Linked DNA regions of Homo sapiens: region 1 is linked to region 2. Evidence: read pairs that join two places in POLR2A ChIA-PET (ENCODE). Cell type or tissue: PC-9. All regions are shown on one strand. Each heading gives the region's core, and the rest is flanking DNA. Links, peaks and the distances in the headings are about the cores only. Region 1 overlaps TTLL11 (tubulin tyrosine ligase like 11). Region 2 overlaps TTLL11 (tubulin tyrosine ligase like 11).

Region 1 (5,380 bases), core at 74-5,073, 60 kb before region 2:
TCCCTCTCCCACCTCTCTCATTAGCCTCTGTGATGAGGGTTGCAAAGGGCTCTTCAGCTGCTTAAAGTGAAGGAAGAAATGGAAATTGCTTCAAAAGAAAAGGAAGGAAAGCAGCTAGAGAACACTGCCAAACACTTGGTGTGATAACCAAGGGTTTTCAAATGATGACTGAAACTGGCTTTCATTTTGATCTTCCATTTCTGATAATCTAACAGATCATTAGAAGAAAATCAAGTCCATCCTCACGGTCGAAGATGAACCTGGCACTGCTGTAGCACTCTTCCCACTTTACCACCTCTTCCTCCACACTTTTTTCCTCAAGAAAAAAAAAGAAACCCTTTCAGCTTACACATATTGTTCAGTTTATTTAACTACATTCAGATTGGATATTTTCCATGTCAAATACTTTCTTAGGAATAAGCAACATATTCCTTCTCTCCAAATTAAGAACTTCTCACTGCTTTGTAGGTTTAAAAACATCCAACTGAAAACTCCCTTTTATGGATGAAAAAAAAAAGTACGGAGAGTGGGAATCTCTGCCCTATTTATGGTGATAAATGCCAGAGCCAAATTTACCCCCAAGAGTCTCGCTCCAGGGTCCCAACCCTCACCCACTCCACTCTTCTACTCTACATTGAAAACCAGAGTACATCTCTATTCCTGCTGCCCCAGGGACTCTCTCTACCCTACGACACCATTCTCATTGCACACAGAGCTTTAAGCATAGATGCTAGAAATAAACTGAACATTCTCCAATAGGGAGGTAAACTCTGGTCCAGTCATTGATGAAAATGATGTTCAAGAAGAGTTATAAATGAGAAAGGGGCAATAACTGCCTTATAAAAGGGAGAAAAATAGGCCAGGTGCCATGGCTCACACCTGTAATCCCAGCACTTTGGGAGGCTGAGGCGGGTGAATTGCCTGAGGTCAGGAGTTCAAGACCAGCCTGGCCAACATGGTGAAACCCCGTCTCTACTAAAAATACAAAAATTAGCCAGGCGTGGTGGTGGGTGCCTGTGATACCAGCTACTCGGGAGGCTGAGGCAGGAGAACCACTTGAACCTGGGAGGCAGAGGTTGCAGTGAGCTGAGATCGTGCCACTGCACTCCAGCTTGGGCAACAGAGTGAGACTCCATCCCATAAAAAAGGAGAAAAATAAAAACAGCATACCAAAATTACACAGACAGTATGGCTTCAACTATAAATGACAGGAGAAGATTATACTATTTTTATTAAGTAAAAAGTTAATCAGGTTAGCTCTGGGTGGCTGACTTTGAGGGAGATGTCATGCTATGCACTTTTCAGTACTTCCCAATTTTTCCACAATAAGCACACATTACTTTCATAATGAGGAAAACATTTTAATACGAAATGGGCAGCAGGGAAGCAGCATCTGTCTTCTCCACCCCAAAACGCCCCTTTGGAACTATGATGGGTGGTCCTGACCCACCACTTGTGCCTCCCCAGCTCCACCCAACCCTGTCACCTGCTTCCTGCCTCCATACTTCCTCTCCCAAGCCTACTTATATATTCTTACTTATCCAAGCCCAAGCTAGTGCAAGCCCCACCTTCTTTATGTTCTTCAAGAAGCTTGTCTTGACCATTCCCAGCCAACTATTAGGTTAAACCATATGACATTGCCATTCTTGTATTCCAGAAGTTGTCTACTATCAGTGATTTCATATGACTCAATCTAGTCCTTGGCTCACCAGGTCTTCTTATGAAACTTCAGCCTGTTCTCCAGTCTGGAACACATAACTGCAAATGGGGAATTTTCTGTCTTGGACTCTCTCTTGTCTCATGTGAGATCCTGCTTTAAGTCACTCTTCTTTGTACATTGGCTTACTTTATATTCATTCTGGTTGTGAACATTATTGAAAATAAAGTCACCGCCTCACTGACCATAGACCTTCCTTACCCATAAGCACCTGCTTGGGTTCTGCGCTTGGCCCTGGAGATAGAGACATGAGACCCTGCCCCAAAGTTTACAGACAGAGAACAGGCCTTGGATAGGCATGAACCCAACCAGGGAATGCTAACGCCTTGCAGGCACCCATCTCTTTCATGTGCTAAATATCTGCACGTCTGTTCTCTTGCAGGGCGAGAGCTAGACAGACCTGGCTTTAAATCTCAGTCTGTCTCTCATAAGCAGGTGGACTTGGCCATGCCACTCAACCTCTCCAAGCCTCGATGTCCTCATCTATAAAATAGAGGTAGTCATAGCCCCTACTGCAGATCCTACGTGAGGACTAGCTGGGACTATATGTGAACATTTACTACCATGCTATACACGGTCAGCACCCAAGAAACACTCCCCTGTGAACCAGGCAGAGCAGAAACTATTATTCCCCTTTTTTTCTAATGAAGAAACTGAACTCCAGAAAGTCTAAGTGACTTTTCTGAGACCAAGGTGGAGCTGATACTAAAACCTTGGTCTCCTAAGCCCAGCATGTGCTGTGTTCTGGGCTAACAACTGCTGATTCTAAAAGCACACGAACATTTAAGGTTCACTGGTGCAACTCCTAAGGAAATTTCCAAACACATTTGCTACCTCATCACTACCTGGAATAACTTTGGAAGGGCCCACAAAGAATTCAGCACTGCCATTTCCCCGTAATGGTGACTGACTGGCCATATGCTCATCTAGTTTCCCATCTACTCCACCCACGGCAAGAGGGAGAGCATGCCTACCTGCCGGCAGAGGGGCTCGGCTCCTGTCTGATGGCCCTGTGGAATGACACTCTCACATCAGCTCAGGAAATTCTTCCCCATACATCTTGGAAATGGTTCCCTCTCAACAGACTTCCCACAAATAAGGCTTTTGCTGATTACTTCTGACTTAATGCTTAAACGTTTTCAACGGAAGAGAGTTGTCTGGTTTTACTTCTTGCACATAAAATAATGCACTTATCATTAGTCATCTCCTTCCTGCTCACACTTGAAAATGTATGCACATTTTTCTCATTTGCTATCATCTGAAACCTGAGACCTTTCAAGGTATGGGGAACGCAATGTATCTTGAAGTCAGGAACCTCAGACAAGTTGTGGCTTTTTATAGCCTCCAACGATAATAGGATGACAGTTCGGTTCTTCACTTTTTGAAAATATGATGAAATTTCTGGCTTTTGCTCCAGAAAAAAAATACACATATACACAAAATCACAGATACCTTTCAAGACTTCATGCATTCCAGATAGAAAAACAACTCCATAACAAACCTGCTCATGGACCCCCGACCCTGAAATAAAAGTTGGAAAAAAAAAAAAGGTTTCGAATACTGTGCCAGGGACTAAGAATAAAGACTGTGACACATTCATTAGAGGAGAGGAAAAAAAATCACACACAAAAACAAGCTCAAATTTCTTTTCCTTTTTTTTGTTTTTTGTTTTTTGTTTTTTGGAGACTGAGTCTCCCTCTGTTGCCTAGGCTGGAGAGCAATGGTGTGATCTCAGCTCACTGCAACCTCTGACTCCTGGGTTCAAGCGATTCTCCTGCCTTAGCCTCCTGAGTAGCTGGGATTACAGGGATGTGCCACCATGCCTGGCTAATTTTTATATTTTTAGTAGAGATGGGGTTTTACCAAGTTGGCCAGGCTGGTCTTGAACTTCTGACTTCATGTGATCCACCGCCTAGGCATCCCAAAGTGCTGGGATTACAGGTGTGAGCCACCGTGCCTGGCCTCAAATTTCTTGACATTCAAGGCCATAAACCTCCGGCTTTGGGTTTCCATCTAGCTCCCACCTTCCTCTCTCCTAATACACTCCATGCACCCATCCCTCCTGCCTACCTGAACTCCTCGAGGCTCCCCCAACAGAGCCTTGTGCCTTTGTTTTCTTCACTAGGGACCTCCTTCCCCTCATTTTCATATTTCAAATCCTACTCACGCTTTAAACCTCAGGTCAAGTGCCACCTCCTTGTCAGTTTTTAAAAGTTCTTCCCATCAGGAAATAACCTCTCCCCACACCTGCCTCTCTTGGCAATTTGTCTTTATGCTTGCAGTACTTAGCACATTCCACCTTACAGATATTGATGCGTGGGTCTTGCCACCCCTACTGGCTGGCGATCTAATTCACTTCTGCAGTCTTCCCCTGACACACAGTAAGTGCTCAATAAACACTCGAGATAAATAAATATCTGTTTCTCTAATCCACACATGGTACAAATGAAATTCAAATAAGTATGCAAATATTCATTTCTCTGTGACCCAGACTTTTTTATTTATGTAAAATCTTCAAAGGTGCTTGGGGTCAATGTGTGCTGGTCTGCAGGGTCAGGGTTCCTGATTGAACTCTCATGTATTAGTCTGTTTTCACACTGCTATAAAGAACTACTTGAGACTGGGTAATTTATGATGAAGAGGTTTAACTGACTTAGAGTTCTGCAGGCTTAACAGCAAGCATGACTGGGAGGCCTCAGGAAACTTACAATCATGGCGGAAGGCAAAGGGGAAGCAAGGACCTTCTTCACAAGGTGGCAGGAAAGAGAGAGAAGCGGGAGCTGCCACACAGTTTTAAACCATCACATCTCATGAGAATTCACTCGTTATCACGAGAACAGCATGGGGGAAACTGCCCCCATGATCCAATCCCCTCCCACCAGGTCTTGTGGGGATTACAATCCGAGATGAGATTTGGGTAGGGACACAGAGCCAAACCATATCACCTCAGGAATCAATTGAGCCCAGAATTTCAACTGGAGGTCAGCAGTGCACACATGAATGGGCCATTCAGCAGGATAGCGGATGATTCTTCAGGAAGAATCTATTCTCCAGTCAGAAAGATCATGTTCTGTGCTTACGACAGCATGCTTAGTTTAGATAGTTAAGAACTCCTCTTCGTTATTTTTGAGGGGACTTCAATAAGAGGTGCCACCAATTTAAGGGGCAGGGTTCTGGGTCTGGAGAATTTCTGATTAATATTTCTCTAATCTTCTCCAGGATTGGACAAAGCTACATTCCTTGGTTGTACGACAAGGCCCAGCCACAAAACAGAGTCCACTGGGAGATTCCTTGTTTTCTGTTCTCTGAGAATGTTTCAACTTTATTCTAGATTCTACATAGAATCTACCGGATTTGGGGATTCATCTATTGGCACCAAACATGGCACAGGGCCCAAGAGATGTGCTTGGAGACAAGGTAAGAAGTAAAGCCTGAGTGCCCAATAAAACCTTTAGTGGACAAACACTTCCGAATTAGGACCACAGCTGCTTGGCAGGCTGACTCCTCTCTTTACAGCAAACCTGGTTGTTAGGGTGATAGGAAGTAATGAAATGGGGAGAGGATTGTGAAATGTTACATGGAAAAAGGGGCTTCTGGGCCATATATAAGTCATGTTCCAAATATATACCTCTGAATAAGAGGAAAGCAGTCCATAACCCAGCT
Region 2 (5,380 bases), core at 214-5,213:
AGGCAGCTAGTCCTTTCTCTCTACCAGGTAGGCAAACAATGAGAAGGTGACCAGCTATAAACCAGGAAGAGGGCCCTCACCAGAACCCAACCATGCTGGCATGCTGATCTTGGATTTCCAGCCTTCGAAACTGTGAGAAAAAAAAGTTTGTTATTCGTCACCCAGTTTATGATATTCAATTGTAGCAGCCCAAACTTCCTAAAACAGTAGTCTAGATAAAAACACTCAGCAAATGTTGCTATTGTTATTGTTATGTAGTCATTCTTTTAGAGAACTTCCACTTTCAGCCAAAGTGTAATAACAGAAACTAGATTGACTCTTGCCCCGCATCGCTCGAGCAACCAAAAAGTAGACAAAATATGTTAACAGTTTTGAAGACCTGGATATGAAGCAACAAAGGACAGTGATTCCTGAGAGATAGGAATTGAACGATGTGAACCCTAGGATTGCCTCAGATTACTGCCTTGAGAAAGATTCCAGGCTGCAGTGCAGAGTGCCCCAGTAGGACCTTGGTGAAGCCCAGTGGACGCCCTGAGTTGAGAAAATGGAACTGTGAGTCAGGGAAGACTGAGATAGCCAGGGTTCTCAGGACAGAGTACTGGGAAGGACACTTTTGTACAGAGAACTCTGGAGCGTCTTCCTTAAATGTTTTGCTAGGTACAGATCAGCATGCACGTGAGGAAACTACCCAAGGCCAAACTACCTGAAAAACACCCCCAAAAAAGCAGAGGTAGCAGTGCCTGGTGTTCACACAGAGCCAGGAGTAGTGTCTTTCTCACCAGCCAGACTAGAAAACATGATTCATGGAGCACTGGGTAGAGCACACATAAGACTGTTGCTTGAGTAGTGAGGAATAGTAAGCCTTAGACTGAGTACCACTCCAGTCCTGCTTAACAAATCTTGAAAATCTTGAAATAGACCTGAAATCTATTTCCAAGTAACTGAACTGGATCTTACAACAAAGTTCAAGAATATGTGCAGGAATATGGAAATATCCAACATCCAAATAAGGTAAGATTCACTATATCTGTCACCCAGCTAGAAACTCCCAGACATGAAAAAAACATCGTGATATGGGCCACAATGAAGAGAAAAATCAAAACCAACTCAGAATGGACAGAGTTAGAATTAGGAGACAGTGACATTATGAGAGTGATTATAATGCATTCCATATGTTCAAAAAGTTAAGTAGAAATATGGAAGATAGTTAAAAAGACTCAACTCTCATGTTTAGAAATAAAAACTACAATATGTGAGATAAGAGATTGAATGGGATTATTCGACAAGAATGAAAAAAATGAGTGAATGTGAAGACAAAACAACAGAAACTCTCCAAAATGAAACAGAATGATTTTTTTAAATGAACAGAACATCAGTGAACTGTGGGACAACTTCAGATGTACTAATATGTACGTAATTAGAGTGAAGTAGAAGTGAAGAGGCATAGAAAAAAAATCTGAAGAAATAATGGGCAAATATTTTCCAAATTTTATTAAAATTATAAACCCACAGGTCCAAAAGCTCAATGAGAAACATGAGCTTTAACATGAGAAATATAAAAGAAAATTACATCAAGACACATCATAATCAAATTGTTCAACACCAATGATAAAGAAAAAATATTAAAAGCAGCAAGAGAAAAAGAATGTTATATAAAGAAGATCAAAAATAAGGAAGAAAACAGATTTCTTTTCAGAAACAATATAAGCAAGAAGACAGAAGAGCAATATATTAAAAGTGCTGAAAGAAAAACAAAATGTCCACCTAGAATTCTACACCTAGAGAAAATATCATCCAAAACCAAAGGCAAAATAAATTTCAAGAAATATAAAAGTTGAGAGAATTCATCACCAAAAGACCCTCACTGCATGAAATGCTACAGAAAGTTATTTACACAAAAGAAAAATGATACCTGACAGAAATGTGAATCTACACAAAAAAATACAGAACACTGGAAATGGTAAATATATGAGTAAATATTTAAAATTATTTCATCTTGTTATTTAAATCTCTTTAAAATAGAGTTGATTGTTAAAACAAAAATGATAACAATGTAGTCTGGAGTTTATAATAAGTATAAAAGTAAAATGTATAAAAACAACAGCATAAAAGCTAGGTGTGGGAAAATGGAAGTACTATGAGTGTTATAAGGTTCTCATACTATAAATAAAATAGTACTATATAACTTAAAGGTAGATTGTGATAACTCAAAAATGTATACCATAAATTTTAAAGGAACCACTAAAAACAAAACAACTATAGCTATTATGCCAACAAAGGAAATCAATAAAACTGAAAACTTCTAAACAGACTGAGCAGAGGGAAAAAAAGAAAAATAAAAAACACAGATTACAAATGTTAGGACTAAGAGGTATCATTAGTAAAGGTAAAGGCAGATTACTAAAGGTAACATTATGAATCATTTTACACCAATACAAGTGAAAACTTAGAAAAAGTAGACAAATTTCTTGAAAACAAACTATTAAAGCTCATTCAAGAAGAAATAGATAATATGAACAGCCTATATCTATCAAAGAAATTGAATTTGTAGTTAAAAGTTTCCCACAAAGAAAATACCAAGCTCACATGATTTCCCTAGTGAATTTTACCAAACATTTAAAGAAATAATACCAACTCTGAAAAAACTCTTCTAGAAAATTTAAAAGTAGAAAATATTTTATAATTCATTCTGTGTGGCCAGCATTATCCTGATAACGAACCAAAGACATTACAAAAAAATAAAAATAAAAATGCAAACCAATATCCCTCATGAATATAGATGCAAATAAAGAACATTTTAGTAAATCAAAATTCCACAATATATAAAAAGGATAATATGTTATGACTAAGTGGAGTTTGTCTTAGGGATGCAGGGTTTGTTTAATATTTAAAAATCAACCAATGTAACTCAACCACATTAACAAGCTAAAAAAGAAGATCCATATGATCATCTCAGTAGACACAGGGAAAAAAAAAAGAGTGACAAAATCCTACATCCATTCCTAATTAAAAACAAACAAAATCCATGGAAACAAGAAATAAAAGGAAACTTCATCAATCTGATAAAGAACATCTACAAGAAACCTACAACTAACAACAATACTTAATGATGAAAGACGAAATCCATAACCCCTAAGATCAGGAAAAAGTCCCGGACATCTGTTCACACCACTTCTACTTAACATTATTTGGAGGTTCTAGCCAGTGCCATAAGGCAAGAAAAAGAAATAAACGGCTAATTACAAAGTAAGACAAAACCATTCAATTCTCAGAGGATGTAATAGTCCATATAGAAAATCCAGTGGAAGTACAAAATAAGCTACTAGAACTGTTAAATAAGTTTAACAAGGTTGCAGGATACAAGATCAATACACAAAAAGCAATTTTATTTTTACATACAATGAACAATTAGAAATGGAAGTTTAAAAATAAAACACTGCCAATATATCAAAAATTGGAAATCATAAGGGAAAATTGTGACAAAAGATGTGAAATACTTGTACGCTAAAAACTAAAAAACACTGTTCAAAGAAATTAAAGACCTAAATAAAAGGAAAGATACACCATGTCAATGGGTCAGAAGACTCATTGTTAAGATGTTGATTCTACTCAAAGTGATATATAGATTCAGCACAATTCCATTCAAAATCCCAGTGGGCTTTTTTGTAGACATTGACAAGCTGATTCTATATTTCATATGGCTGATCAAAGACTACAATAGCCAAAACAACTTTGAAAAAGATGAACAAAGTTGGAGAGCTTACACTACCTGATTTCAAGGCTTATAAAGCTATATCAAAACAGTGAGGTTTTGGCAGAAAGAGAGACAAATAGATCAAAGACACAGAATACAGAATTCAGAAATATACCTACACATATTTGGATAACTGTTTTTGACACTGGTGCAAAGGCAATTTGGAAGAGAAAGATTAGTGTTCTGATCAAATGTTTCTGGAACAACTGGATATTCGTATGCAAAAAAGTGAACTTCAACCCATACCTTACACCATATACAAAAATTAACTCAAAATGAATCACAGACCTAAATTCGAAAGCTAAAACTATAGAACTTTTAGACAAAAACATAGCAGAATATCTTTGTGAGCTTGGGTTAGATATAAATTCCTATATATGACACAAAAAGCATGATCTATTAAAAAATTGATAAATTGGACTTTGTCAAAATTAAAAACTTGCTTTTCAAAGGATAATAAGAGAATGAGAAGACATCTCACATACCCCATAAGTATATGTACCTACTATGTAGACACAAATATTAAAAATTAAAAAATAAAAAAAGGCACAGACTGGAAGAAAATATTTACAATTGGTATATCTCATAAACACCTGTATTCAAAATATATAAAAATTCTCAAAGCTCAATAATAAAAATAAACAACCCAATTAAAAAAAAATAGGCAAAACATGTGAACAGACATTTCATCAAAAAATATATCTGGATGGCAAACAAGCACATGAAAAGAAAGCTCCACATCATTAGTCTTTAGGAAGTGCAAAATACAACTGATGACAGGTCACTACATACCTATTAGAATGGCTAAAATTAAAAAGACTGACCACTGGCCCTGTAAGGTGACAGACAGGAGCAGTGGCTCACGCCTGTAATCCCAGCACTTTTGGAGGCCGAGGCAGGTGGATCGCTTGAGCTCAGGAGTTCAAGACCAGCCTGGGCAACATGGTGAAACCCTGTTTTTACAAAAAATACAAAAATTAGCCAGGTGTGGTGGCCTGTGCCTGTAGTTCCAGCTACTTGGGAGGATCGCTTGAGCCTGGGAGATGGAGGCTGCAGTGAGCTGTGATCGGGCCACTGCACTCCATCCTGGGGGACAGAGCAAGACCCACTCTTAAGTAAATAAATAAATAGACTGACCATTACCAAATTCTGGCAAAGATATGGAGGAATTGGAATGTTCATACATTGTTGATGGGATGATAAAATGACACAACTACTTTGGAAGACAATACTTTCTTTAAAATTAAATATGCACCTACTATATGATCCAGCAATTCAATTTTTAAGCATTCACCCAGGAAGAATGAAAACATGTCCACGCAAAGACTTACCACAGGTGTTCATGGTGTATTTGTAACAGCCAGAAAACTGGAATCAACCCAAATGTCCTGCAGCAGGTGAAGGTCTAAGCAAACTGTGGTATAAACATTCAATAGAATACTCCTTGGCAATGAAGTATTGATACATACTACAAATATGGATGAATCTCAAAATAACTGAAAGAAGCCAGACCTCCCCCGAAAAAGGAGTGCCTGTTATATAATGCCATTTACATAAAATTCTACAAAGTGCAAAGTTATCTTGACAGAAAGTGGATCCACTGTTGCCTGATGATAGGAGAGGAGG

Evidence for each region. Peaks named below come from ENCODE experiments on the same cell type or tissue, not always from the same donor. Only the 100,000 strongest peaks of a DNase experiment are listed, where the experiment ranks them.
Region 1: POLR2A ChIA-PET joins it to region 2 with 5 read pairs; 2 of 35 experiments call an interaction of 5 or more read pairs at or near these places.

The regions. Positions count from the first base shown.
Region 1 is chr9:121,960,917-121,966,296 of GRCh38, forward strand. The region is part of intron 6 of TTLL11 (tubulin tyrosine ligase like 11); the gene reads right to left. Among named protein-coding and RNA genes, the nearest start is that of TTLL11, 130 kb to the right of the region's middle. In PC-9, for the core only: no CTCF peak of the experiment used is centred there; a DNase peak (open chromatin) is centred at 2,965; H3K4me3 peaks cover 1,689 bases; H3K27ac peaks cover 2,454 bases.
Region 2 is chr9:122,020,753-122,026,132 of GRCh38, forward strand. All of the region lies in intron 3 of TTLL11 (tubulin tyrosine ligase like 11), which reads right to left. Among named protein-coding and RNA genes, the nearest start is that of TTLL11, 70 kb to the right of the region's middle. In PC-9, for the core only: no CTCF peak of the experiment used is centred there; no DNase peak of the experiment used is centred there.